Linked DNA regions of Homo sapiens: region 2 is linked to region 1. A link is a loop called in an ENCODE intact Hi-C map of the cell type or tissue named here. Cell type or tissue: right lobe of liver. All regions are shown on one strand. Links, peaks and the distances in the headings refer to the core of each region. The heading gives the core; the rest is flanking DNA. Region 1 overlaps LOC107983981 (a long non-coding RNA gene). Region 2 overlaps LOC107983981 (a long non-coding RNA gene).

The links. Hi-C counts contacts between places; a loop is a spot of excess contacts. Peaks named below come from ENCODE experiments on the same cell type or tissue, not always from the same donor. Only the 100,000 strongest peaks of a DNase experiment are listed, where the experiment ranks them.
Region 2: it touches region 1 in a loop (2.5-fold over the local background); 4 of 110 quality-filtered maps call a loop at or near these places.

Annotation. Positions count from the first base shown.
Region 1 is chr15:53,188,495-53,204,020 of GRCh38, forward strand. It overlaps LOC107983981 (a long non-coding RNA gene), which reads left to right. Exons shown (of 6, transcript XR_932257.3): 5 at 5,134-5,349. Among named protein-coding and RNA genes, the nearest start is that of LINC02490, 80 kb to the left of the region's middle. RefSeq lists an enhancer at 14,998-15,292 and a silencer at 14,998-15,292. In right lobe of liver, for the core only: a CTCF peak has its summit at 9,017; a DNase peak (open chromatin) is centred at 9,057; H3K4me3 peaks cover 878 bases; H3K27ac peaks cover 444 bases.
Region 2 is chr15:53,064,199-53,079,724 of GRCh38, forward strand. The region is part of intron 4 of LOC107983981 (a long non-coding RNA gene); the gene reads left to right. Among named protein-coding and RNA genes, the nearest start is that of LINC02490, 44 kb to the right of the region's middle. In right lobe of liver, for the core only: no CTCF peak of the experiment used is centred there; a DNase peak (open chromatin) is centred at 8,103.

The sequences.
Region 1 (15,526 bases), core at 5,126-13,125:
ATCAAAACCACAATGAGATACCATCTCACACCAGTTAGAATGGTGATCATTAAATAGTCTGGAAACAACAGGTGCTGGAGAGGATGTGGAGAAATAGGAACACTTTTACATTGTTGGTAGGACTGTAAACTAGTTCAACCATTGTGGAAGACACTGTGGCGATTCCTCAGGGATGTAGAACTAGAAATACCATTTGACCCAGCAATCCCATTACTGGGTATATACCCAAAGGATTATAAATCATGCTGCTATAAAGACACATGCACACGTATGTTTATTGCGGCACTATTCACAATAACAAAGACTTGGAACCAAGCCAAATGTCCATCAATGATAGACTGGATTAAGCAAATGTGGCACATATACACCATGGAATACTATGCAGCCATAAAAAATGATGAGTTCATGTACCTTGTAGGGACATGGATGAAGCTGGAAACCATCATTCTCAGCAAACTGTTGCAAGGACAAAAAACCAAACACTGCATGTTCTCACTCATAGGTGGGAATTGAACAATGAGAACACTTGGACACAAGAAGGGGAACAGCACACACCAGGGCCTTTTGTGGGGTGGGGGGAGGGAGGAGGGATAGCATTAGGAGATATACCTAATGTAAATGACGAGTTAATGGGTGCAGCACACATGTATACATATGTAACAAACCTGCAGGTTGTGCACATGTACCCTAGAACTTAAAGTATAATAAATATATATATATATATATATATATATATAAAACAACTGCATTTCATTTGAAATGTATAAAGAGAAGGAAGTTGAAATTGTATATGTCTCAAGTTGTGCTGTAAATGTAGCCATGTAAATGAGCATAATTATTACTTTGTGGCACCCTGTTAGTTTTTCACACAGGTAAAATATGCTCTCCTAAGGATATAAAGTAAAAGCCTAGTGTTGTCTGACTGAATTTGTGATGTGCTCATTATGTTGCTCACTACTACTCACTAAATAAAACTAAGTGATGTTCCCAATGCATGGACACTAATAATTTTAGTCTTCAGTTCCCCCATAAAATTAATATTGAGTAATAGTTCCTAGGGAGCCACACACAAGCAGGTGAACGTGTGCTCGCATACACACGCACAAACAATCACCCATAAGAACAGTGCAGCTCCTGCTGTACCTAGATTGTTTGCAGACTAAGAGAAGCAACTGCAGAACAAATTCTGGTTCTCACTCTGCCTCCATAAAAGAGGTCTGGATTAGAGGTGCTCCTCAGTTATTTAGAGCTGGAGCAAACAGAAGGCCTAACTGTGCAGATGAACTTCTCATTCTTTTATATGAGGCAGCAAAATAAACACCTTAACACTTCATGGTTCCCAGAGTGCATTAGTTACTCGGTCCAATATCATTCTAATTCTCCTCGTAGTTCATTGAATTTGAGCCTGTTAGGAGATAAAATGTATCTTTAGCTACTATGTACTTATTCCAATGACTCTTTGGTTGATGGATGACTTTCTGATTTTTTGAAACAATGCCAGCCCAGGGCCTTGTGGTGGCTGTACAGTGCATGAGACCTCTTGTTGTGCTTCGGGGTGCGGGCTGGAAGGGAGGGAGGGAGGAAAAGAGGGAAGGAGGGGGCTCTGCTGTACGAGGTCTGGCTCAGTCATTTTTAAAATCAATACTTGCTCTCCAAGCCTTGGATAATTTAGAGAACATAATTCAGAATTTTCCCTTTCAGCATGTATCCTCCATCAAGGGGGTGTTTTCATCTAGAGTCAGCACAATGCTTGTGTGACCCAGGAATGCACAGATAAGGTTAAAAAGAAAGAAAGAAAAAGTGCATTTTATTCTTTCTCTCTCTCTAAGCATCTTTTGGATCTCGCATATGTGTGTTAGTATGCCTCATTGTGAGTATCTCTACTTAGAACAGAGAATTGAAATCATGGTGGCTCTTGGTATTACTTCATATTTAAAGCTTTTGGTGGGAGGGAGTTTTCCATTATAAACCCTTAGCCTAAGGGATATCAGCCTTAGATAATTTATTCCCAGCAGGTCTAATATAGGATGCAAAACTTTCAGCCGAAGGGCTGTTAAATTCTGCTTTTCACCTCATTTCCAGAAAGTGCCATCTACTGTAGTGTTTTGCTGTAGAGATAAAATTTTGTGTTCCTATGTACAGAAACAACAGCTTCATTTGCTTAAAAACCGGCATGACGCCTATTATTTAATCCTTCAGACTCTATTCACTAGGTTGCTCTAAAAAAGGAGCCCCAGTGGAAAACATCTTGGTCATTTAAGTACAAAGAGCTTGAGATTTTACAGCAATTTTCCAATACTAATTACATTTCATACTATGTATCATATGCATGGCTTGCAAAACTCTATTGATTTTAATGGATACTAGTGCATTGGGAACAGGTTATTTTATGACATCTTATATTAGAGGACCTCTATGAAATACCTAGATCTTAAAATGTGGGCACAAATATACCCTCAATTATCCACAAGTGGATTATCCACTTGCTCTATTACCCACAACATATTTTAAATTAAAGCTGCTGTCATTAGGTGACTCAGTAGCCCTAGGCCAATTTCTATCATAACTTCTCTGTGCAGCCGGAAATGCAAACTCATTTTGATAGCCTTTTCTAATATGATGGGTGGGAATATACTATTGGGGTTGTTGCCAAAAATGTAAGTGTAAAAGACTTTGACATTGTGTTTTGTTTTGGATAACCCTTTCAAATTAGCAAGATTCCTTCCCTCAGCAAGAAAAATCAAGATAGCAATTACAAGCGTGGGCTCATCAACCTGTTGTAAATATAAAGTATCTCAAGAAATAGCTTTGCCTGGTGCTCTCTGTAAATGACTGGCAAAATAATTTGGGCTGAAATGCTACCTGATTTATGAGGTCTCCCTGCATTTGCCATTCATAATTGTTCAAGTCTTCTTCTGGGGAAGCCTTGAGTAGTGAAACAAAATCATGTGCTTTGGAATCAGGAAGATCTGGGCCTGAATTCTGTTTCTACAACTTCTTAGCCGAGCTATCTGGAAAAAGTAGTTAGCCTTGCTGAACTTCACTTTCTTTGTATTTTTAAATAGCCATAACAATATCTATGAAAATAATATAATATATGTAAAATTCATAACTGAGTGTTTGGCAAATATCATGCACTCAACATACGCTTGTTTCTTTCCCTTTTCCTTCCCATATCTATTTTTCATTAGATTCTGAGTTCCTTCAAAGTTGTAGCAATATTTAAGTCATGCTTGACACTATAGTATTTAATAAATTCCCTTAATATTTTGCTCAATTAAAGTCTGAATTTGATTTTTTAAAGTTTTATATCTAAAATAGTTATTTTCAAATTTCCACAAATTGGTTAAAATTATTTTACTGTTCATTTCATAGAAAGAATAAAAGCTGGGTTGATGTTTTCATGTGTAAATATCAGTAATTAGGCATGCGGTTTTCCTTGAGTACACAAATTTATCCTTAAGAATATTCTTAGCAGGCTGGACATGGTGGCTCATGTCTGTAATCCCAGCACTTTGGGAGGCCAAGGCGGGAGGATCACTTGAGGTCAGGAGTTCAAGACCAGCCTGGCCAACATGGTGAAACCCTGTCTCTACTAAAAATACAAAAATTAGCGGGGCGTGGTGGTGCACACCTGTAGTCCCAGCTACTCAGGAGGCTGAGGTAGGACAATTGCTTGAACCCAGGAGGTGGAGGTTGCAGTGAGCTGAGATCGCACCACCACACTCCAGTCTGGGCAACAGAATGAGACCACGTGTCAAAAAAAAAAAAAAAAAAAAAAAAGAAGTATCTTATTAGCGTATATATGGCTGTATTATATGTGTATTATACATGTATGAAGACCAAGTAGCAATGAAGATTAATAGCAGAAAAGACTCCTTAGCAAGTTCATAAATTCTTTTATTGCTTCTAGAGCTATTGTCAAGGCTACATGTTAAAATGAACATTTTGGTGTGATTAACATAACAGGTATTTAAAATGTACAATATTTTACATTTTAAAATTAGGGACATATTTTAAAGTTAATTTTCTGTTGCTATAACAGAATACCTGAAACTGGGTGATTTATAAAGAACAGAAGTTTATTTGGCTCATGGCTTTGGGGGATGGGAGGTCCAAGAGCATGGCACCAGTATGAGGCAAGGGTCATTCCACTGTGGAAGGGTAGAAGGTAGAAGAGTGGAAGATGGAAGATGGATCCAAGTGCTCAAGACAGACAGCAAGAGATGGCCACTTTTTTTTTTTTTTTTTGAGACGACATCTTGCTCTGTCACCCAGGCTGGAGTGCAGTGGCACGATCTCGGCTCACTGCAACCTCCACCTCCCGGGTTCACGGCATTTTCCTGCCTCAGCCTCCTGAGTAGCTGGGACTACAGGCGCCCGCCACCACGCCCAGCTAATTTTTGTATTTTTAGTAGAGACGGGGTTTCACCCTGTCAGCCAGGATGGTCTCGATCTCCTGACCTCGTGATCCGCCCGCCTCCGCCTCCCAAAGTGCTGGGATTACAGGCATGAGCCACCGTGCCCGGCCACTTTTATAACTCACCCACTCCTGTGACAATGAGGACTCAGCCCTCATGACCTAATCACTTCTTAAAGGACTCACTTCTCAACAGTGTTACATTGGGGATTAAATTTCTAACGCATGAATTTTGGGGGGACACATTCAAACCATAGCAGAACACAATACAGCAAATCTTCCACAGACTTATAATTTTAATGTAAGCATAAGTCCTTAGTGAAATGAACAATTTATTAACCCTGGGAAGTTAAAGATTTTTTTCATTGTGTTTTTTAGCCATGAACTACCTCTTTCTCCTTTGATGTGTCCAGTTGAAGTATCATAGTCATTGCTTAGCTATTTAGTTTGTGCCTTCTCTGTCCATGGTACTGAATGGTTCTGGCAGCAGTAATCGAATATTGCAACAAAGCGAAGCCAGGATAATTATGGTTACACTTCTGTGTGTTAGGTGACTGGCAACAAAACAGCAATATTATTCTTTTCAATGTATTTCTTTGTTTAATTTTTGAACCACATGTTAATTTTATTTAAATACTATGATTATAAGAATATATACTTTAAATATAGAAATAGTTTGCCCTTTATTTACACAAGAATACTTTTATTTACAGATCTTTGATGCTAAAAGCAGAATGGACTGAGAGATGCCTTGGACATAAGTGATTTCACATCTGTAACTATATCCTGCAAACATTTGTAGACACATCTTGGGAAAGAAGCACTCATGCTTGCATCTGTTTCCAACATCTGTGCATTTAAGTCAGCAACAAAAGTCACCAGGCATTTGAGCTTTCCCTGCTATAATGTTTCTGATTTACCTTGACAGCGTGAGTAATCCAATCAAAGACAATATTCCTCTTGATTTCAGTAATGAGAGAGACTACACTTATCTGAAACCTGTGTTACATTCATCTCACCAATACAGTACTAATGAAAAGGACAAATAACTGAGTCTCTCTTGGTGGCCTGCATGCAACTGCTTAAATACATAAGTGCATAGCAACAATATGTGAATAACATATAAAAATAAATATGTTCAAGTGCAGCAGGGTGAGTGGGTTTTGTAGGGTCAGTGGCGTGAATGGGGGTTAATTTCTGTTCAGTCAGGTGAGGTACAAATGCATCAACTTTGCTGGAAAATAGTTCCAATTGTGGCTAAATGGTCTAGTTTCCTGCAGGATACAAGCAGCCTATTATTTAGTGTTTTAAAAGGCTTGTTCAAATTTGACCATTTGTATGGGAATCAATACAACAGAGGATGGGGACAAATATCAGAGGTCACACCAAGCACATCATCAAGGGCAGGTCCAAGTGCCCATAATTTCTCCAATAATCCAGGGGACAAAACCCCTTTTGGTCTGGTGGCACAAAGAGCTAGATGGTCTATTTTGCTATGGCAGGCCTCATTTCATTAGAGATAAGATGACTTAGAGTAGGAACCGAGCTTGGAGTCCTTTGACTACCTAATTTTCTTAAGCCATGATTGAGATGAATCAGGAGGAAATCAAACCATTCTTTAGTAAATATGGGCCCACCAGAATAGCTGTATGGAAAAGGCAAGCTGCTACATGTGTTGTATGTAAGTGATGTAGATTGCCTCCAAAATCTGCTGAAATTAGTCAGAAATGTGACAGATACTTAGGTTGTGTAGGTGAGGTGGAGTTATGAATGAATGAGGCAGATATTCCATTGTGGTTTGAGAAGATAACTTCTAGCCCATGTATTTGTACATTTACTTATAATGAGTTTTTTAGTCTTGGGAACATTTGTGTAAAATTATGGTACACACATACACACACACACACACACACACACACACACACACACACACACACAAAAGAAATCTTTCTTTTGACACCTAAGAAAGAGTCCCAAATCACAGATGTTGAATTACTGGAATTTCACTTGGCAAGGCATATGTCTGAATCATTTGAGTCCAAAGATAGGATTAAATTGCTCAAGTTTTCTTTGAACAAAAAGAGAGCCATGATAATTTTACTTATATATTTATGTTTTGCAAACAACAACAACAACAACGACGAAAAACAAATGTAATTTAGTAACACTCTAAAAGGTATGATTTTTTTGGGGTACAAATTACCAGGACTGCCAAGTAACTGCCTCATTCTCCACTTTACCTGTCTTGGGAACCCACTTAACATTTTCAGTGCAATAAGATCTATTAATCTTGACAGACTTCAGTCTGAGTTGATTCTACACCCTAGATCCCTTTGCTTGAACAGGTTTTTGTTTTGGTTTTGGTTCCATGAAGTTTTTTTGGACTTACGCACCAAAGCATCCTTGCACAAATCAGTCCTTCACTTCCTTCCCAGGCATGGATCAGAATGAGTTTTGATACAGTGGGGAATCTTTGGCTAACTCCACTAAGTAGGTGCCATCTTTGAGCTGCAGACCAACAGAAACATGGCCTAGAGAAAATGAGTTCATGGTTTGATCCAGTCTTCAGTCTCTATTACACATGCCTTACAGCTACTGGCAACTGCAAAAGAGAAATCCTGCCCATTTGGTAAAAAATTTACCTGAACATGAATCCACTGTAGGGCCTACCTCTGTGGGCAGTGACAGGAAGAAAGGCAGCCAGACTATCCATTCCTGACAATTCTGTCTACAGATTCCTAGGGACATCTTGCTGGGGAAATTGCTCACCAGTGAATATTTGTTATCAAAGATTTTTAAACAGAAAGAATAAAAAAGCAGGCTGTGAAGTGTTTGCTTGTGTACTGAGATTCATGAGATAGAGAGGCAAGACATGAAAAACGTATTTTGTATCTATATAAGAAGTAACCAGTTTTGTGAGGAACTCTTTGAGGAACTGAGAAGTGAAAAACTCTTCAGTTAGAAAGGTGTTTTATTACATTTGTCTAAAACATCTCTTAGGCACTATAATAACGCACACTGAGTAAGGCTGCCTTTAAAAAAATCTAGAGTTGTCAACTTTTCTTGTCTATTGTAATTTAATGGCATTTAAATTTCTACTTTTATCAAAATTCATCTATAATGATTGTATAGGATCATAACTTAAAATTATTTTAAAGAACCCGGACATTTTCATTTTCTTGGCTTGGAGGATACTTTGCATTTTAGGGATCTCCGTAATTTTTTCCTTAAAAGAATTTGCAGTTCTTTTATTCAAGTAAGAAACACTTCTAAGCCTCTCTATTTTGCACTATAGGAAAAACTGAAATGCATTCTAGTGTCCACCCCACCCTCCCCCACAGCCCGAGTCACTTCGTGGGCCTCATATCTCTTAAACCACCTGCTAATCATAACAATTGCTAATTTGAGCCCTTTTTAGTCACTTCTGGTGACAATGACAATGCCATCTAGTTTGCAATGGCCATGTGGTCAGTCCCCCACCCATCCTAGCAGGCTGCTGCTGTGCCTTTAGCTGGGGTCTCCATTGTTCTCCCGGCCTCTGCTGACCATAAGCAATTCCTTCTTCCCTAATCTCAGGGGATCTGCTTCTTGCACAATGGGGGCAGGGCCATTTGCTTTGTGTGCAAGATAATCTTCCACAGAATTTTTCACGTATGCACACATACACGTTAAAAAAATGACCTCTTTGGATGTGGGAGGATATATATCTATATATAGGTACACACATATTAATACATGCACAGAAACATTTTTGTGTTAGCAATAACGATCTCTTATCAGTCCTGCCTTACACCTAGAGAATTACTTTAAAAATCTGGTAGCCGAGATATTTGCAAGTCTCTCAGTAATATCTTTTAATATTAATTATTTGGGTTTCTTTATGCCTTTTAAAAATTTTGTGATTCTTTTCTTCTTAGACATGATAATGTCTAAGTTCTTCTTCACCTTAAGCGGCTGGAAGCCCCTGCATATCCTGCCCAAGCCTCAGGAAAGCATATTGGGAATGAATGTGAGACGGAGGTAGATGCGTGTCCGTGGCCTGGATGGATGATTGGAATTGAGGAAGAATTGATCATCTAAACTCGGCAGGGCTGCGCTCTACTCGGGAGCGTCTCTTGGCTGAATAGCAGATAAAATTTACTGGATTTCCATGTCTGAACCTTTGCGATCGCACTCTGTACTCCACTTTGATGGATTTAAAGCTGGTCATTATGATACATGGCAAGTTGTAGCAGGAATAAAAGCGGGTCCTTTCAACCAGCCATTTTAATCAGGAAACAGTGTTACTCTGGCATCATTAAAGCTTGCCATATGCCATAGAAAGGGGTGAAACATACACTTGACTTTTAGGGCAGATTAAAAAAAAGTTTGATTTTACGGGGAGGCAGGGAAGAAGCAACCCAATAATATATTTAAAAATATTTATCTGTCTCAGTAAGCAGGGCGAATTTTTAAAAAGCCCCCTTTAGAATTGTGTCTCTCCTTTCCCCTAAAATGTTGAAGCGAATTAAAAAGAAAAAAGCTCCGCTGCGTCATTTCGGTTTTGTTGGGAGCGGCGAGGCTCCGGGGCTGCTGAGCACATCGAGAGCGCCCCCTAGGCGCTGGCACGTGGCTCTGCAGGAGGAAGCCACCGGTCGATCATCCCTGCGTTTGTCAGGCGCCCAAACCCACACACAAAGCCCTGGCACAGGCGGCGACGCGGCCTCTCTCCGCCCCCTGTCTGAGGAGGGACTCGGAAATGTCTCCACTTGTTTCAGAAATTTCCCATCGAGGCAGCACTGGGTACTCTTTTTGTGTGTACTTATGACAAAAATGCTTTGGAGAGTGATGGTGAAATTAAAGTTAAACGTGTAGCAGTCCAGATTGGTGTCCCCATTAAGGCTTAGGGCACAGATTCTGTGCCTCCGGTGCTCTGGGATTTGACTGGCCCTGCCTCATTTAGGTGGGAGCGTCCACTCTGGATATCTTGGTGGGGGCAAGGTTGTCTCTACTCTGCAAAAAGGATGAATGCCTCTTTAGACTTCTAATCTGACACTGAAGGAAGCCACCTGAGAATAAAAAAAAGACACTGAATTTAGAGACCAAAGACTCCAATTTTCACCCTGGCTCTCTTGCTTAAATGCTGTGTGACTTTGGACAAATCACTCCACTTCTCTGAGCTTCAGAGTGGTTGCTCCATAAAAGGAAGGGATTTGATCAGACATTTTCAGTGTTTATGCCCAGTTATAAAGCATGTCTTAACTTTAACACTGAACACGTTTGCTTTAAAGTGTGTCCATCAAGCCAACACAACACTTCATAGAAGTCTCGAAAGATCTAAATTGGTTAAAAAGAACAGAGTGCATTTGTTTTGGGGGGCGATGTGTATTGGCTGCAGCCAGCAAAATGTCAATTCAATGGACTCTGTGGCATCTTCATAACCAACCTGAATTCCTATTTGATGTTAGTTACTCTTCAAAGGTGAGCCAGTTGTCCAAACTGAGCAATGTTCCCCTCATTCTGACCGTCGCTTTCTGGCCACATTGATCCAAATGGTGGTGTTCTCATCGTCTTGATCATCCCCACTGGCTGGCCACCCAATCACTGATGGATAAGTGTTTCTGCATTCACAGGATCACCTGTGGGCGCTTCCCTGGGTTGGCAGCCCCTGGAATCACTTTTCCTTGAGACCAGCTCATCTGCAGGTGCTTGTTTATAAAGGTGCCAGGGAAAGACTTGTTTTTGTGTGAAAGCTGCTCTGATGTGAGCAGTTGAAGGAGATGGACCTATGTTCCTGCCTGAGTAGGGATAACAGGAAAGTTACACAGGGGTAAGGCCTGTGATAGGGGCTGAGGATGCAGACCATAGATATTGGGACGCAGGTGCCAATGTAAGGGCAGAGCCCAATGCCTCAACAAGATGAGCACTCTGGGCTTTTGGAAAAGCCACATAGACACTTACCCACTCAAGGGTGGTAATTTGTGTCTATCAATAATAATGATGGTACTACTGATTACTTTTTCTTTCTCAGTTAAAACTCTGCTCTCTTTAGCCTCTGTGCATTTGACCAAGTAGTTCACTTACCTGAAAACCCTCTTTGAATTTGTCCAGTTGGCAATATCCCAGATTAAAAGCTTCTGTGCCAACCAGGTACTCCGAGCTCCTGAAGCATCCTCTGATATTGCAATATTTTTGTTATGTGATCAGCACTGATAGTTAGCTGGTATACACTGGTGTGGCCCCACAGTTGTTAAAATATCAAAGTGTTTATGTTCTGGCTAGTAAACAGCTACAGCCCAGGCCCAAAGAATGCCTCCCATTTCCCTCCTCCAGCCCTCTCCTAGTCTTCCCAAATTTCAGCAACTCAGCAGTTAAGACTTGCCCATCAGAGACGGGACCTCTGGGACTCAATGTTGTGTCCAGCCTCTGTTGACTGGTTGGTGCCTGAATCTTACAGCCTTTTAATTATAATTATTCTCTTAATTGCTTCCACTATAGAATGTGAGTCTTATTCCCAGTGCCAAAAATATATAGTGTCTGGAACTATGATGGTTGATGGAATGGACTTTTTGAGCATTCTTTTCTGTACCAGATTCCAGGCTAGGGGATTTGCATACATGACAGGAAGTCAGCAGTAGTATTATTCTCCATTTCATTCTCATTGTTGGAGAAGATTCAAGGAAGGATATAATTTCCTGTCCAGTAACCAAATCTTACGTTGCAGAAAGTAAAGTTGAATTGTCCTAGAAGAAGAGGCGCTCCAAAAGGTGAAGGGAAAGAAATAGTTTGACCATGTGTGTGGGTGATTAGGGGTATGCGTTGGGGGGTGAGTAGCAAATGGTCATGCCCTACTGGCATGCAACATCCAAGTGGGGCAGGCTTTCCAATGAGTACTACCTTGATGTTAGAAGGTGGGTGGATGGTGATGATGATTAGACTCTAAGCACTATGGCTTTTGTGGTGAGCAATCTGGGTGTCCTCACTTTGTACAGAGGAAGGAAATCCTACTGCCTTTAACTGTCTTACATGGTTTTGGGCAATGACATTCAGAGGTGATGATGATGGGCCAGGGTTGAAGCTCTGCTTCTGTTTTCTGATGCCACAAACACCCCATATTCTTTTCTAATTCCTTAGAGAGATTGAAGAAAGTGCTCCAAGAATAATAGAGGCTGATTTTTTTTTCCTTTCCACCATAGAGATTAGGGGCTTAGAGCTATATTCAAGATTTGATTTAAAAAATAAAGCAATATGACATCTCTTTTATCAATATAGCAAATTCATGCCAGCACCATGTATTATTTCAAGAAACATGTAATTAGGCTCGAAATCTAGAGCTTTCTTGCAATCATTTTGTTTTGTGCATGTGGGCTTCAGCTTTTATGGCAAGATTTTTGGTTAACTAGTTCTTTAGAGGTAAATTTTAGGTGCACATGGTCCATGCATGTAAAGTTGTCATGTCGTTCTGTATTTTTATATTTTTCTTTTTAAATCTTAAAGCAAATTATTATAAATCCCTTAAGTAACCTCACTTGTTACAGATGTCTCATGAATATCACATCCAAAACCTAGTATCTGATCATGAAACTTGATTTAAAAGCAGCAATTTCTTCGCCATTTCCAGAGAATTACATGTTTAGGGGAAAACAATTTAAACTCAGTGTATTACAGAAGCAAAATAATTCTTTTCAGAACCTTGTGTCAGTCGAGTAGACAATCCTCTTGGTTGGTTGGCTTTTGTTTGGTCCAATTGGACTCAAAATATGAGCATGAGGCTGGGCGTGGTGGCTCACGCCTGTAATCCCAGCACTTTGGGAGGCCGAGGTGGGCAGATCACTTGAGGTCAGGGGTTCCAGACCAGCCTGGCCAACATGGGGAAACCCCGTCTCTACTAAAACTACAAAAATTATCCAGGCGTGGTGGTAGGTGTCTATAATCCCTGTTACTTGGGAGGCTGAGGCAGGAGAGGGAGGGGAAGGTTGGAGTGAGCTGAGATCACAACACTGCACTCCATCCTGGGTGACAGAGTGAGACTCTGTCAAAAGGAAAAAAAAAAAAGCGTGGGTCATGGATATTTGGGGAAGCATGTATGGCTTTAAGTATCATGTTCTCAGAATGGTATTTGGAATTGACAATATCTAGAAAATAAGGTGATAAATTTGGGACAACAAAAACTTTACTTAAATTAATAATACTATATGTCAGAGCGCATAGGAATAATCATGGCGGTTAACTTTATACCCATTTCTCAGATATGGAAACTTATATTCAGGTAGGTTAATTGCTTTTGGATAATGGCACAAGGTTAATGAGAGGAGGGAGGCTGGGACAAAACTGGGCTCCCTATTCTTCTTCTGGTGTAGTGTCACTATACTGAACAGTGTATATAGAAGCCAGGGATCATATTGGGCTGGCAGAAGGGGAAGTGACAAATTGTGGTCAATGTAAGGTCCATGCAAGCCATTGAGCACATTTTCCGGGCATGGGCTCAGGAAGGCAGAAATGTGGGGGATGCAAGACCTAGAACTCATTTCAAACACTAGCTGAATGGTGCTCAGAACACTTGAATTGGCCCAGCATACATGTGATGAAGTGAGCCATACTCATTTCCACACAGGTTCTGTTGCTTCCAGTGAATGCTCATCTCTGTTGCTTGTGTGTTTCTACATTTTCTCATGGGCTCCAGCCATTTCCTCAGATTCTCCACAGAGGGGATTCTAGGCAAGGAAGGAACAGTCTATGTGCAATCCCTGTCCGATGTGAAAGACACAGGGAAGAAACTTGGCCTCGTTAGAGTGCATGGCTGGGGCTGGGGTGCTGCTAGAAGTGCACATGGAGTGGCTACCTGCTCCTCCCTTGTGCTCCTTCTACACATGCTGTTTGTGTCAAAATGGACACAAGTGCAGCATTAGAAGTCAACATGCAGTTACCAGCCCTGGTGTCTGTGAAGGAAGAACTAGGACTCATATTCATCAGCAAATGCAGCTGAATATGGTCACAGCTGTTCTTGGTGTGTCACCTGGCACTTTGGGTTGTAGTTTTATCAACAGAAACAGAAGTTTAGCTACTCAGTGGTAGAACAGAAATTCTGGAGGTCATATGGTGTGGTGAGTGAGGGCACAGTTGTTTTTGGTCACATAGGCCTGCATTCTGGCACATAGTAGCTCTGTGATCTTAGGCAAGTTTCTAAATCTTTTTTTTTTTTTCTCACTTTCCTCCTCTGTAAAATGGGGATAATAGTGACTACATCAGAGAGTTGTTGAGAGGGGAAATGGGAGGATGTATGGAAAGTACTTGGCAATGGGTTTGACATGTAAGTGTTCACCAAAGGGTAGCACCACCATCATCACCATGAGAGTTCAGATTTACTGTGGGACTGGAATTGAGACTAGGAGAAAGGACAAGTTTAAGTCACCCTTAGGTTATGATATTGGTGATTACAGAGAACAAAAAAAGAAAGAACGAAAGGACAAAGGAAGGAAGTAAAGAAGAAAGAAAACAGCCACAAGCTCTTCTCTAATCCTGCCTTCACCTTTTTAGTATATATACATGTATATAATGGTGAGTTCAATCTGTCTTTACATCAGCTGATGCTTTAAGTCATTGTGTTCCCCATTAGGAAAGATGATGGTGGAAATGATTCCGTGGCTGTACTTACTCGAGTATGATTTAATATTTGCTGGGAGGACATATCCACTTTCATCACAGCTTGTATCAGACCAGATATACAAAGACATCCCTCAAAGACCACATAGATAATCTTTTTAGATGTACAAAGCTGCTTTAGAATTCACAGAGCTCCCGGAGAAATAAGCAGAGGAAACATTGCTATCTGCATTTTATGCATGGGAAAATTGATGCTTAGAGAACATAAAGCATGGGAAAGCCCCTAGCAAGTTGCGTAGCTCCCAGCAGATGCTGATTTCCTTCCTCATCATTCTACTGAGAAACGGTGAAGCTGGAATTAGTCCCTGAGTCCACTGGCTGCTGGTCTATGCTCTGTTCACCTCACAGCTGCCTTTCCCAATATCTTAACTTTGGGTTGGAAGAACACTTTTTTGAATGAAAGATCTTCAGACAGAAATCTCTCCTTGTGGTCTGGGGCTGGGAGTGGGTGCTCAAACCCTCTCTAGGCCCTTTGCCTACCCTGGCCCAAGTTATTTGTGGAATGCAGGGTCCCTGATCCTAGCTAAAGCACCGCTGTCTTTACTGTGTGATGATCTATTATCATGCTTTTACTGAGTTTGAAATGGCATCAGACTTGCATGAGATTTCTCACCTGATTGCCAGGTGGTTCAGGAGCTGACAGCCCAGAAATTCCCTGGAAGTACCTGTATTTTGAGAACTGTAGTGTGGGCATTTACAGAGCCTGATGTGAGCTGAGGCTATCCCAAGTGAATGAATGAACTGGATCACTGACTTCACTGCGTGTAGAACAAGTCACTGGTGTTTTCTTCAGTAGATAAGGCTCTTATTTATTCTTATTAATCATTCTCCCTCACCCCCAATTAATGCATCGGACAATGGATTTAGGGGGTTTGTGTCCATATTAAGAGTTCCATTTGTGAAAGAGAAAATATTATAAAACAATATAAACCTTAGAACCCCATATTTGTTTTGTTGCGACAAATTCTAAGTACTTCTCTGCACCTGGAGGTCTGTTGCTGAAAGAAACGGTTATCTAAAAATAGATTTGTTCTTGGAAACTGACTTAGAAGTTCTGTCAGGCTTTCTTTTTGCACAGGTCAGATTTCCACAGCCAGGCAGTTTGCCAGACAAGGCAGCCCTCACTCTTCTCCTCACCCTGTGTTCTCTGTGGCCTTGCTATCCAGATAGCTCCTTTCTTTCTGCACTCCCCTCTGGCCTCTGACCTCCAGATTGTTTCGGGGGAAGCTCCCATTTGGATAGCAAGGTACTGAGGATAAACTGGTGAGGAAGAGGGCGTAGAGCTCTCCACTACTGCTTCATAGCCTCTTAAACAATGCTAGGGGCTGGTTCTTCTTGAGTTCCAAAGGCCACTGCTTCTACCTTTAGCTTTTGAAAGAGAGATGGATCTTTCATTTACTTTTCTGTTTGCAACATAATGCCCATTTATTTACTCATTGGTTCATGTATTGAACATTCACATGT
Region 2 (15,526 bases), core at 3,368-11,367, 130 kb before region 1:
AACATGGCACATGTATACATTTGTAACAAAACTGCATGTTGTGCACATGTACCCTAAATCTTAAAGTATAATAAAAAAAAAATAAGATCGATTCACCCACGCTGCATGGTTTAAAGACTATAGTCACAAGGTGACAAATAGTCACATAAAGACAGAAGCATTCAGTTCATTTGGGTATGGACCCTCTTACCAGTCTCAGAAAATTGACCTATTTTATTGCATTCTTTTTACAACCAATTTCAGCTGGCTGAATTGAGTATAGTTTTCATTCTGACTTGACTTCTAGCCCATTAAGACAGCCAATCCAATTAGGCTTTCTCCTGCTTTGCCTTCTGACAGAGCATCTGATTGGCTCACAGCTCTTGCTAAGTGACAGGCCTTCCACAACTGTGGGTTATCTTTCTTAAAGAGATCTTATCTCCTGTTCTCTCTTTAAAGTGCCTACACTTTTTTTTTCTGGTTATGTTTTGGCTTGCATTTTAGGGTGTTTCTCTTTCAAATCCTTGAGTTTGGATGCTTGAGTTTAGGACCTGGGCTGCTGGGTTGTTAGGGTGGATATTTCAACACAGTCTTTAGGTTACTAACTGTGGTAGGCTGGATAACGGTCTCCCACAAGATATACCCATCCTGATCCCTGGAGCCTGTGAATGTTAACTTACATGGCAGAAAACGACTTTGCAGGTGTGATAACCTAAGGATCTTGAGATGGGGAGATAATCCAGGAGGGCTCTAGATGCAGTCACATGCATTCTCATAAGAGGGAGATTACACACACACACACACACACACACACACACACACACACACACACCAAGAAAGCCACGTAAAGGAAGCAGAGGGAAGAAGAATCAGAGAAAGAAGATGCTAGGCCACTGGCTTTAAAGACAGAGGAAGGGGTTGGAGCCAAGGTAGGTAGCTCTAGATGCTGGAAAAGGCAGGAAAACAGATTCTCCCCAAGAGCCTCTGGAGGAAGCGCAGGGCTGCTGATACCTTGGTTTCAGCCCAGTGCTTATGGCGTCCAGAACTGTGAGAGAATAAATTCTAGTGCATTAAATTTATGGTGATTCATTACAGCAGTCACAGGGAACAAAAAGACAACCAAGACCATTCCTTCCAGGACTAAATCCCTGGTTCTGAGAAATGGACTGTGCGGTGGATTGGCCCCAGCCATGATATTCTCCAAGTATTTGCCTACACTTGTGTTTTCAAGGATAATTTTATGTGATTTGTTCTGCTTTCAAACTTCCCCTAAGATATTGTCTAAAAATATTTGATGACATTTGAAGTATTAGAGTGAGAGATTTTATAAAAGCACCTATGGAGCAATCCAGTTTCTTTAATCTATTACAACTTTTTATATCAAGGTCACCCAATTCTAAGATTTTTATTGACCCTCATTTTCATTTAGCTATATGGACACTTAGCACATTTCTTACTTGCCCCTCCCTGAAATTCTCTTCTCACTTGGAACTTGGGTAGCCAATGGGGTGGTCCCAGACTGAAGGCTGGAAGGCTCAAGACTCTGAAAGGGCTAGTTTCAACTTGAGTCCCAAGGCAGGATGTTTTGAGGTCCCAGCTCGAGGAAGTCAGGCAGGAGGAGTTTCATTCTACTTGTGGAAGGGTCATCCTTTTTGTTCTATTCAGGAATTCAACTGATTGGATGAGGCTCACCCACAGTGGGGAGAGGAATCTGCTTTACTCAGTCCACCAATTCAAATGCTGATCACCTAAAACACACACACCTACCCCCACCCCACACACACCCAGAATAATGTTTGACTAAATATCTGGACCATATTAAAATCAAATGTCTCAAAATTGTACCAAACTTCCAACACTTAAATGTGCATAATTCTAGCAGTGGTGTTTTCATTGTTCCATGTAAAACTGTGAAGATGTCATTGAATCTGCACCTATTTCTTTTCCTTTTCATAGTTAAAAACCAACTTCTCTTGATTCTTCTTTACAAGTCTCTCTCGCAGCATGCCTGTCCTCCTTGCCTTCCTTTTCATTTCTCCTGCCTGTAGAGTAATCCCAGCCCACAGAACCTAACTATTGTTGCTGCTACCCATCAGATTTCATTTAATAAACACTTGCTCTGTGCTAGGTTCTGTACTAAGCACTTTATATATATTATCTCATTTATTTGCTCCCAAAATCCCTTAAAACAGGTATTAGTATCCCGTATTTTGCAGATGAAAAGCAGGTTTGGAGTGGTTAAGTGATCCGTGCAAGGTTTCCTAGCTGGTAAGTAGCAGTGTGAGGATTAAAACCCAGGCCTATCTGAATCTCCAGCATGCCAAACCCTTTTATACTGCCCCCCATGAACTTCATAAAGTTTCTTCCTACTCACGTTTCACGTGGAGTCATTCCCAGTTCCAATCATTTCTATAATCACTGACAGTAAAATCTGGACACATGGCATTTGTTAGTTTCTTTCTCTTCTTAAAAACTTTCAGTACTTCCCTATTGCACAGAGAAATTCATTCCACTGAAGGCTTCCTTAGAGACTTATCTCCTCACCCCTTCCTTCTTCAGTACTTAACCCCACTGAACTTAATCGATTTTTTTGTACATCCATTCCTTCGCTTACTCTTCCTTCCATCTGGTGCAGGTTTCCCTGTCTACTCCAGTGGATACACTTTAATGCATCCTTCCACATCCAGTTCATATATCTTCAACATGGAAAAATACTCCAGGACCTCCACACTTTCTTTTCCCCAATCACAGAACTAAACCTTGGTCCCATAACTTTGGTGAGCATGTAACTTACTTTATTAAAGTTATTTAGTTATCATCCTGTCTTCCCTGTTAGATTATATTTTTTATTCTGATTATTGACAAGCGGAATTTGACAAGGACAGCAGTAGTATCCTGCTCATCCCCAAATTGCATCTCCAGATCTCCTCCTCACTCCTTGAGGACTAAATCAATCATTTCTCCCATTGCTAGGGTGTTTGCCTCTAGCTGAAGACAGCAGCTTACATTTAGTGACTGGTTGGTGTGGGAATACAAAGGTCTGGCATCGCGCTTCAATATGGGCAACTCTGAAGGACCATCCTAGCTCCGGAGCTCCCTTTGAGATTCATTGAGTCCTTTGTTGTCACCGGAGCACCTTCTTTTCTGCCCAGCCATGCTCCCTTCCCTCCTCCACAGGTGTTGATCTAGACAGCACTTCGAATACACGTTCTGCACACAAATCTTCACTTTATGCTTATCTTCCAGAGAACCTGACCTGCGACAGAGAGCTCCGTGCCTGGCTGCCAGCAGTATCTGAGCTGATTGGCAGAAGGAGGCTGGGGTTTGCTGTTCAGGGTGTAGAATTTTTCTTGTTCTCCTCTGCTTTCACTACAGCACTCTTGCTCACTTCTGCATTAAAAGTTTAGATTTTCTTTGGTCTGTTTTTCCATAGAGTAAACCTCTTGGGGGAATAAAAGAGGGCTGGTTGCTTGTCTGCTTCGGAGGGAGCCAGGGAATCTGAATACCTCTTATACTGTCATTCATCCACTTGTCCTGTTTTCAGTTCTTACTCCGCTTTCTTCCATGACACTAGGAGTTTCTAATTCCCGGGCCTTTCCAAGATGCTCTTGGTGGAACTGGCTTAGTTCTTATTCTTCTCTCTTGGTATTTAGCCATCAAATTATCTCTGTTAATTTTTCCAACTTTCCAACTTCCAAAAATTTTTGCTGTCTCCCACTTGCCATTGTCTTCTTCCCGTTTTCTTTACACTTGAAAGTTTGTAATTCTTTTACTCTCCTTTTGGTGGAATTTCTGGAGGAACCAAAGTTGAGCACAGGTGTATAATGTACCATATTCCTGTAACAGGAGTATGGGAGCTTTACATTTGTTGCTAACTTTGGAGCATTTTGATTTTATTTTAAAAGGAAGGCAGCAGTTTCTTAAACAAATTAAAATGTATGGCATTTTAATTTGAAAGTAAATTCTTATTTATTAAGGGAAAATTTGGAGGCTACATAGAGTGCTAGGTTAAAGTCAGCATAGTTTTTTCACCAGAAGAGTGCGAAGGCACCATGAGCCTCTGTCTTACCCAGGCATATGTAGAATCAGAGTCTTGAGCAGGGACTGAGGCTTCCTGTCGGTATTCCTAAGCATCTAAAGAAAAATAAAACCTTTTACCAGTCATTCAAGTGTTTTGTGTCTGCATGTCAAGAACCATTCAGAAGCTCCAAGTATCTGAATATTTGGTGCCCTATAGACAACATATCTCTGTGACTGTCTAAATTTCCCTAATTTAATTTTGATGTTTGGCCTCACAAAGATGCAGCCAAAGCCTGACCAGCTATATCACTGAATATGTCAATTACAGTGGGATCTGAGGGTTGTAAGTTAAAGATCATGCGTTTTTTTTTTTTTTGTTTGTTTTTGTTTTCCCAGACTGTGTTTGATGACCGCAGTCACATTTTGGTGCATGTTAGCCCATGTTTTGAAAACATAAGAGTGTTTTTGAAAAGATAAGGCCTACTTTCTGAAGAGTGGGCGTGTGTACTAGAGGTGGTCGGCAGTGCTGCAGCCTGTCAGTCAAAATCTGCCGGCAATGTCATTCAAGGTCAGAGACCCAGTGAACCACCAATCAAAGTCAGCAGGGCTGCTCATGTTCACTTGTCAGTGTTGGAAAGAGGTCACACGCTCAGTGGTGTGGCTAGTGTGTGAACAATGAGAGTATTTTAGTGGTCAGAAGCACATTCTGCTACCTACCCCCTGGCAATTTCAGGATGCTTGCCTGGGTTTTTCCTATCCTACAGGGATAGAAGGCAGAGTAGTGGAAAAAGCCAACAGTGATTTTATAACTGAGTTATGAATTCCAAATTCTAAAAGCAAACTTGGTAGCTAATTTGACACATAGCTCTGATTAATATCATTTGCTTAGTATCTCTGTCAGTAAGAAAGGATAACATAAAGAAAAACTAGAAATATAATTTTAGATATCTAAAAGAGATATCACCTTTAAACATTTTTTACTTGTTATTCAGTTTGCTTTCCTGCCTTAGCTACCTATTATCTTGTTTAATTTTCACTAGCAAAAACAAGCTTTGCATTTATGGAAAAAATTGGCAATTTTTAGGATGTGCTAACATCACAGATTAAAGCTTGGAAAATTTCAGTTTGATGGCCTAGAAAACAAAGATGACAAAAACGTTAAGCTCTGCCTTTTGGTAGGATCTTGATGGATTTTCAAAACCGAGCCCTCTCTGGAGGTAAAGGGATAATTCATCATCATCAAGAATATTTGCCATTCAAAGTTATTTAAGCAGCAGGAAATACTGGCGTGGGCAGATGTTCAAAGCTCAATCAGAATGTGTCTCCTTGATGGCAAAACCTCCAAAGGAGTCATGTTTTGCTTATTGATGGTAAAATATGCACATATTTCTGTAGATCAACATGCTCCACATAAACACAGACTATTTGGCTAAACATTCAGAATTCACCTGAATATCATATAGATGTAAATGCAAAAACCTGATTTTATGACTTACATTATTTATTAAAATATGTAACTATAGAGTTTTAAAAGTCCATACAAATAAAAGAACAAATAAAGCAAAGGGTATGTATGCTTGGTGTGAGCACTAGAGGTGGAGGTTTTTAAAATATGTAGAATAGTGAAGGTGAAACGCATATTTAGAGTGGTGTTATGGGGCCTGGGGCTTCAGGGTTGGAAAGGCCTTTAGGACTTTCTGTAATTTTGTGGGTGGTGGCATTAAGGTGCTTGTGGAGGAGGCACACATAGTTAATGTCAGATCCAAGTCCTGGCACTGCTTTGGAGTCCTGACGTCTTTCTCTACCAGGCTTGTGGGAATACAGCCTCTTTTCAGATTCACCTGAAAAGGCTTATGGCAGAAGTAAGTTTTCTGAGGCTGCTTACGAGGTGGGAAAAGGAGGGTTTAGACACTGCAGGAATAGTGGATGTAGTAAGGAAATGCTCAGCAGAGGGCTGGGCCATTCAGGTGAAGGAAGCACTGGGTGGTTTACATGGGAGAACCAGGGGCCTATGGTTGCAGAAGGAGTAGTAACGAAAGAGAGGATGCTCAGAATTATCCAGTGAAGCAAAGCAGTTCTCTTTAAAATGAGCTGTCCCTGCTCTAAATTTTGGATTAGAAGTATTCTTAGCTTTCAGTAGCAACACCTTTATACAGGTGAACTGAGGTTTTGAGGGTGATAGGCTCCAGACATAGAAAGTACCTGATTCCAGCTGCAAGGCTTGGCTGGCTTGTTTGATAGCGGAATATGAGAGTGAGATGTGGAGATGTGAGCAAGGGGATACAGATCATGTTTTCCTTCCCTTTCTCTGACACCCTAATCAACACCTCTAGGCTTGGAGGAAAGATTAAAATCCAAGAAAACAAAAGAGGAGTGATTCAAGCATGACTGGTTTCTTTCACAGATGTGGGGGGCTGGCCAAGAGGCACAAGTCAGCCAATTTTCAGCTCTGACAGCAGCTGAGGTCATCAGCTTCCTAATGGCACCCCTTAAGTCCTCCGAGGCCAGGGTGTCCTTTGAACTCAGTGGTTGTTACACTTCCAAAGCTAAGTGGAGAGGGAGAGAAACCTGCAAATTTTGCTGGCCCCTGAGTACACAATTACCTGGCTATTAAGACCTTAGGCTAAGGATGTAGGATTCTCTTATCTTCTCTGACCTGCAAACCAGTAGTTGTTCCTAGCTGACTTATACATATGTGCACATACAATCACACATATATACACTCAATGAGATAGAAAAAGGGAAGGGTAGCCTAACAAAAAGGGCTTCTAGGATGGCAGAAGGACTTTTCTGAGAAAGGCTAATGCCCTGGTTCAAAGGGTGCTTACAATGGTTAGTGAGGACTGTTGAACTGGGAAGGGTTGTCTGTGGGGGACTTTTGTTATGGCTGGATCTAGATCTAAGGGCTGGGTGAGAGCAAGGAGGCTAAGAAATACAAGTAGTCTTGCAATATGCTTTTGAAGGGTGTTTCAGTTCCTGGGGATTCATTGGTCCAGCATTTGTGGAGCTTCAACTTCAGTGGGGGAGAGAGGAGAGGTGTTGTCTTTACTGTTCTATAACCAAACCATTTGGCACGAGGTTATGATATGGGGAGGGAGTGGGGAAGACAGGCTTGGGAACTCTGTGTCAGTGAGAATTCCCAGCAGAGGCAGTATGGTAAATAAGGAAGGTACTTGGAAAACGTCACTAGGATGGAGCATGGTGCACTATTTAAAAATTATATATAGAAAGCTATGTTACATCAGGCAATAAACTATGACTAGTGAGAAACATGTGAGTAATGTTTAAGATGGTCCTTAAGACAAAGCCTGGAACATTTAAATTATTGTGAATTAAAATTTTCAGGATCCTTAATCTACTGAATGTGTTTTGGCTCAAGTGGTAGGCAGTTCAAATAAGAGATAAGAAATAAAATAGTTCTATCAAACTTCTAATTTTATCCATTTTTTATTTTAATTAATTATCTATATATAGCTGTGACAGCAGATGCAATTTAAACCTTGTCCTATACACAAGATGCATCCTGGACTCACACAGCGAATGTGAGACAAGAAGTCCTACCTGGATGACAATATCTGGATTCTTTTTACCTTTGCCCTCCTGGTCCAGGAGTGCTGAGCTCCCTTCCATTATCTGCCCCCCTATGTTACTGTTGATGGTATGGAAAATAGCAGATGGCGTATTACAGAAGCCACCTATGTCACATTCTGCCTTGGGCAGCATGAGGCTTCCCTTTGCAAGGAGATTGCTATTTCTGAGCTGTGTGATAGTTCCTCCCTCCCAAGCTTTATCTTGTCCAGCCTGAGGCTGTGGCCCTCCTGTTCAGCACAGGCAGTTCAGAGGCATGATTAGAAACTTGCTAGGGAACTGGCTTTTGGATTATGGAATAGCAGAGGATTCAGCAGGTGCTAGTGATCAGATCAGGGAAAGCCTGAGGCAGGGAGCCAGCCTAGAGCAAGTAAACACAAGCAGTTGAGTCAGGGCAGTAACTGATCTGGAGAGTGGCCAGTGGCAAGAAGGACTCAAGTGAGAAGAGACAGCTGGTGCAGGGGTGGGGATTATTTGCCAGATTCCAAGGTGTGAGTCAGGCTGAGGTGGCAGTCAAGACATGGCCAGAGCAGAGAGCCGTTTTGGGTTAGGCATGGAAACAGCCTAGCTAGCTCAGTACCCTGGACAGCTCCTGGGTTCAGGTCTCCTGGCAGCTGCCTCTGCAGCTCCATCCTCCTCGGATTGTTAAAGTGGCTTTATGCCAGACTTCTTGTTTATACACGATAAGGCTTGTCTTCAGAGCATTAGTCTAGAGAGCTCCATCCTAGAAGAAAGTGGCCACATATTCTGGCCTGACAGGTAGCTCTATAATTTGTTTGCCCATTCCTTCCTTCCTTCCTTCATTCAATTATTCAGCAAAATCATTAAATCCTACTATGTGCCAGGGCCTCTCCTGGCTGCAAAGACATAACAATGAAAGAGATGCAGCTTTGCATGGCTGCATCTAACTGTTATTGGGGAAGTCAGATATCTAAACAAATAAATAAAAATTCATATAGTGAGGGCAGTTATAGAGATGCACATAATATATTGTGGGAGCATGCAGAAGTTTCACTTGACCCTGAGAGAGTCATGGATGGCTTCCTGGAGGGGTGATCCCCGAGTAGTGTGTCTTGAAGAATGAGAGGGCTTTAGCCAGAGAGAGGAAGAGAAAGTAGTTGGGAGAGAAGGCAAAGCCATTGCACACAGAGGAGCCAACACAAGCAGAGGCAGAAACAGCATGGAGAAAATGTAAGGTATCTTTGGAGGAAAATGTATAAGATGCGGAAGGTTAAGTGATCTCATCTTGGCGCAGGGAAAATCTGTTTTTATCATTGATGGTGTGTTCACCCTCTCTCTTGGCTCACGTTCAGCCTGATACCAAGACACCAACATTTCATTAGGGACATGTGAAAGCCTTTTAAATCCAGATGAGTTGGTGAGACATACTGAGTCTGCATGGATAGCCCTCATTTGCTCCAACATCAAAAATTAACAGAAACCACTCATGTGAATGTGAGAGCAATTCATGCCTGTCAACAACTCCATTGACTGCTCTAACCACTGGCAGGCCTCTTGGAAGCCCCACTGCCCTATTCTTGGTGTGACAGGGAAGGAACAGGATTTCAGCCAGACTTTGGAGGGAGGTAGGGTTTTTGACTGTGGGTGAAAAGAGGAAAGACAGGCTCCTTAGGGGAAATATATGAATAAAACAAAAATGCAAAGAATACAAAGGATAAGGATAGTGAATTTATTGGACTAGAGTGAAAAAAAAGCTTATCCAGTGCTTCAGAGATAGAGAAAACCAGAAAGGTGGGTTGGAACCAGGTGACCATGAGCCACAAAGGCTAGACAGTGTTGAGGCCATTAATGAGAACCAATTGTTGTGCTGTCCAACCCAACCATTTAATTTTTGGTAATATTATTGCTACTTGTGACATTTCTTTCCTTCTTCTCCAGCACATCACCAGTTTCATTTGTTAATTCACTCATCTATTTACTTACTTAAGCTCCTCTGCATCACTATTTTATTAACATCACAGAAGACTCTTGCAAGGGTGGTAACTTGAGTTTCTGTACTGTATATCTATTTTCTTTCTTTTAAAAAAGTAGCATTATTTTCTTTTGATGATTCTTATACAGAAGTCTGTAGGACGTTCTAATTTGCATATATTCGTTAGCATTAGGGCAGGTCAAATTTGAGACTGTGCATGAGGTCAGAGCTCTCATGAATGGGATTAGTGACCTTATAAAAGAGGTTCAAACCTGGGTGCAGTGGCTCACGCCTGTAATCCTAACACTTTGGGAGGCTAAGTGGGGAGGATCACTTGAGCCCAGGAGTTTGAGACCAGCCTGGGCAACATAATGAGACCCTGTCTCTTAAAAAATAATAATTTGATTAAGTGTTTTTAAACTTAAAAAAAAAATTTGAGACTGTGGATTAGGGCAGAGCTGCAGGCCTTTTCTGTCTGTAGCTTCTCACTTTGCCTCAATTCAGCCCCTGTTATTTGATCTGCTGTCTATGAAGGCAGTGTCATGTACAACGGCTGCAGTCTGAATTCTGGTTTTGCCCCTTACTGGCTTTGGGATCTTGGGCATCACTTCCTGAGCACTGGATTCCTAATCTGAACTTCTGAGGTCATTATGAGACTTAAATGAGATAACGTGTGTTAAGTGCTTAACTCGTCTACTCAGCATATTGTAAGTGCTCAGTAAACAGTTGCTATTTATATTATTATCAGAAATTAGCCATTGAGCCATAGACCAGAACTTAGAGAAACCTTTGAGATGGTTGAGGTAGAGGTGAGCAAGGATTAGACACTGTTAACAAGATCTTCTGATCCCTGGCCCAGAGCTTTCTCTAATCAACACCAAGTCCCCACAGCCTTGTCTGTGGCAAGATTTCAACACAACTATTAATGATGTGGGGAAACTTCCTCTGAAATATACAGACCTCTGTTCTAGAGTAAGTGTGTATTTACAGCATCAAGACAGATCATTAACCCAGTCCTCAAAATTAAAGAGCAAGTACAAATCAAAGTAAACCATTGTAAAACTCCATAAGTGATACAAATGCTTCAATAGGCTTTCATTGAAAAGCTCCCAAATTGTGCTAGTGATTTCATAATTGTCAGAATCAGAAATGAAAGAACACTTGAAAATGTGTTCTGCCTTATTTTATCAGTTAGAGAAGATAAGGAAGTATTTTCCAGTGTTTCCTTCCATAGCCCCTCTCTCTTTCTGTCGATCACCACCCTGTCCCCGCATTTATCTATGTGTCTGTTGGTCTAGCTGTCATCTATCTCCAATCCTTGGCTTAATTCTCCAGAGTATATCTGTCACATACTTTTTCTCATGAGGTTAACTGACCAGGGAAACAGTCATTTAGATTTTTTTTGAAACTATATTGCTGGTTGTTTTCTAGGTAAACTCAGTTCCTGGTCTTGAATGAAGGCTACAAATCCTAAAGCTGAGGCTGGCACAGCTTTGAGAAGTGGGGCATATCCTCAATGGAAGTGAATACTTCCTTCCTTGACCTTGCAGCTTAAGTCTCCATCCCTCAATTTTCATTAACTGCCTGGCCCAGTGGATTTTCCTCGAGATATTAATGTCTTCTCTTCACAACAAGACACCAAGCTCTTGAAGAGCATAGGTCCTGCTTTCTTGATGTCATCAGCATTTCCTGACCCAATGTCTTGTATATGCTGGGGCTCACTACATGGAGATTTGACTTCCATCAGGACACTCAATCATTCTTGTCATAGAGACAAGAACAAGGGCATCCCAAGGCAACCACAAAGGCATTGCATTGCATCTTCAGCCACCAGCCACCCTCGGAGAAGTTCTTCCTCCTTGGAACAGAAGTGTTTATCCCATTAGTATAGGGAGATCATATCTGTCCAGTAGCCTCCTTTCTATGCATCTCTGCTTTTCCTAAGAAACAATTAGATATACATTTATAATGTATATAATGATAGGTCAAATTTATTATGTGCCCCTCTCTCCTTCAGGATGTTTACATTTTAACTGTTGAAATAGATCCCATTAAGTTCAGGCAAAAGGAATGAAATGTCAATTATGGGAATTTCAGGCATCAGTAACAGTATGTGTGAGTGTGTGTGTGTGTGTGTGTTTACGTATTGTGGGAGAGGCAGCTGCACAGGGAAGCCAGGAAATGGGACCTTTCTGGCTTTGGAATTTATGCCAGTAGGTGACCCCTTCCCCTCACAAGATATGCATAAGATTGTCCCTTTTCGGTTATGTTTTTGCTTTCCTTTGGCATTCTCCTCCCTTGCAATGAAAGTTTCTTGACATTTTGCTGGCTAAGAAATGATTAAATGGGAAACATTAAAAAGTGGAGACCCTCTTTAGTATCTGTGATTATTTTTTCTTTCCTGGAACACTAAAGAAGGACTCTAGCCTTTGCTTCTGATTCAGTCCCCTTCCTTAGCCAGCCACAGTCAGCGTTTGACTGTCTTGTTCTTTCTGGGATCATCATGTTTCCTGGGGCAGGTCGAGGAGCACTTGATTATGTCTAAGATAGCAGCTGGCAAAGCACCCTGAGCATAGTCAGTTTATTTTAGAGTTTGAGTTATTTTGTTACCTACTCTGGGCCCTGTCTTCTGGAGGGAGTTCACGATCTCTATTCGCAGACTTGACATTTCCTGCCCTTTCCTTCAGTCCCAGCTCTTCTTTCTGTCATTCGTAACTCTGATTCCAGAGTGACCTACTGTGTTTAGGTTTTTATTCTTGTACACTTCACAGTGACATCTTTTATTTTGATATATAGAATCATCCATCTTTAAAGGATTTCTCTAGTATGCCCTGCATCTTCTGTGGAATAGAATTCTCCAAACCACCTCTTCCCTTCTCTCCATTTAGCCTTCTTACAAAGTCTCTTTCATGGCTTTGTCAGGAACCTTTTGCATTTACCTGACTGCTGACCACATTTTCACCTTATTACTGGATCCTTCTCATTCCTCCTCTCTCCATGGGAGCCATGCTCCTGTCATTCTGAATTATTTGAGGTTCCCTGGAAATACCATGCCCTTTCATGCCTCTGAACAGGTTGTCTGTCTGCCTGACATTCCTTCTAGCTCTCCTTTCTTCCTTTCTTCTGCAGACATAATGTCCCTCCTCATCTGATCCTGCTGGGGCACTGCCCATCACTCTGTGAATTCTTATGCAGCCTGCAAGTCTTAGACAATTGCTCCTCTGGGCTTTTTAGACTCTCTTTATGTCATACTATTTCCTTCACCTATAGGCCCTGGTAGAATATATTTCTACTAGCACTTATCACAGGATATTTTAATTATTTATGTGCCTGTGTGTTTGTAGAGCAAAGACCTTGCCTTCTTCAACTCTGTACCTAAACATCTGACCCATTCAAGTCCCTGAATGCATGCATGCATGCATGTACGAACTAAGGTAACACACAGGCTAAACCTGGCTATCTTGATGGCTTCTTAGTGATGGAGTGAGAATTGTAAGGGAGAAGGAAGCCTTGAGTCCTGGCTCAACTCTCCACGTGAGCTTTTCTCTAGGGCGGGAAGCCAAAGACTCCATGGCTCTCCTGAAGCAGACAATTTGGTAAAAAAAAAAAATAGATTACTCGAAAACACATTGAACAAAGTAACAAATTGGTTAAAATGACTGTGTGAACAAAGCATTAAAATTTCAATTCATTGGGGTTTTACATATTGATATGTTTTTGCATCATGTAGATAATATTACAATATTATACGTAGACTTTAAAGCATTATTATCCATATTCAGGATTTATTCAGGTTTAGGGATCAGTTTTGTGCACCTCGAAGAATTCTTATGACTTTGTGTTGCAGGTTTAAAATCTTACCTGGACACAGCATCATTATGCAATCTAGTGGTTGGAAGCACTGGAACCATTCCTTTTGCTACATTTCTGCTGATAAATTAGATTTGAGCCATAAAGAAGAGTTAAATAATTAAAACATTTCCAAAGCAGTGGGGATATTATGATATTTGATTAAAAAATGAGTTGGAAAATTTTAAATGCCCAAATTTGAAAAATGAACAAAATGTTAAAAATAGATGGGAAAGGCTGGGACCCTGACTGGGCCTCCTTTCTCTCACCCCAAGTGGGACCCAAGGCACTTCCATGAAACTCAAGGGCTCTGGAAAATCCAGTTTGAAAACCAGTGGCCAAAACTTAACTGCCTAATTTTCCAGGTGTAGAAACTAGGGACCAAATAAGACAATAGAGCCATAACTCAAGTAGGTTTTCTTGCTCCTAGGTCAGTGGTAGAAGGAGGAAGCCTGCCTTGACTCCAGACCCATTTTTCTGGAGGGGAAAAAGTGTGGTATCTTTACTTCCCTGGCTGTAAGTAGAGTAGAGGTGGGATTATGTCTGCCCAGGGATTGTTCCTCAGGTCAATTTAAAACTTGCTGGCTAAGTGGTCACTCTATGTTGGGTCACACCATCATGGAGGCAGAGGAATGCCCAGTCATTGGTAAAGTACATCCCTGGGAATCCACACACATGATTCGTGTTCAAGCATCATAACACTGTAAAATCATGAGTCATGTTAACTCTCTGGGCCCTAGGCTCTTCATTTTAAAAATAAAGTGTTGGAGGACATTACCTCTAGTGCCCCTTTAGGTTTGGCATTTGGTGATGTCAGAGGCCATGTAACAGTTCCTGTAGCTGGGTATTCTCTTTATAAAGGGTCCCATTCTACTTCCCTAGCAAAAAGGAATGCATAACCAATCTTCTTAGTTCTGGACTGACTTACATGGAGAGGTGAGACTTCATATTGTTATAAGCAAAATTAAGAGAAGTTGATTAACGAAGGAAGCACGAGTTTTATCTTTTCATCTTAGGCTTGGTATGGACTTCTCTGAAGTGTAAACGATGCCTTCATTCATCATGGTCCAGGGATGAGGCATTGAAGAGGTAAATAAGACTTAGTCCCTGATCTCAAGGAGCCCACATTCTTATGGGAAAGGTATCCTTATAAACAAATATAATCTTTAGAACCAGGATAGAATGTTCATAGAACGGTGATAAAATGACCAAGTACTTCACATGCAGTCTCTCTTCAAATCTTCTCAATGATTACACCCATTTCCTAGGTGAGATAGATGAGAAAACTAAAGCTCAGTGATGTTAGAGACTTTCCCAAGGTCATTATCACTATTGAGAATGGGTTAAATGGGATAGGCTTTAGGCATTGAGGTCCCAGTAAGGAAGATATTGTAAAGCTTTAAGTAGGTGGGCTTGAACTCAGCTGAGGCCACAGGCAAGATGGATAGCCCAAACCTCAATATGCTGCCTTGCCTATATTTCCCTTTTAAAGAGTTCCTGCTACCCTTGAAACATAAGTTTTAAAGGTCCTTCTTCCACATAAATCATTGTGTTGATGTGGGCTGTTATTTATGGAATCAAGAATGAGTGCTTAACCTAAGAATAGCTCATCTATAGACTTACTAGTGGACAATGGGATGGTTTGGCACAAAAGTGATGGCCAGTGGGGATGGTTGAACAATTGGATCTGGTGACTTGGTTTATTTGAACATGAGAAATACAGAAAGGGTTAAATAGTCAGAAGTTAGAAGGAAAGCCAAAGATACAGAGCTAAGCAGACACACTCTATGGGAGAATGTATGCTGTGATTGATAAACGCCTGCTGGCAAGATACCTTGGTCACTAGAGTTGTATTGGATCCTGAATAAACTTCAACTTCCCCAAGCAAGTTCTGATCATTTTGAGCCTTACTGTGTGGCCACATCTACTTGGTCAAGATTCTTATCATCTTTATATACCTACACGTCTCCTTATCCCCAAGATCTTCTTTACCTGAAGCAAACCAAGTGAAATTTAATTCCTTGCAACCAAAACAGTACATTTGAAGTTGGAGTTTAGAATAGGGTCCAGCTTTGGGAAATTTTCCTGAGGAAAAAAGCTAATGGGATTTGATGACCAATTTTATCATTATTGATTATTTTCAAAAGGTAGAGCTAT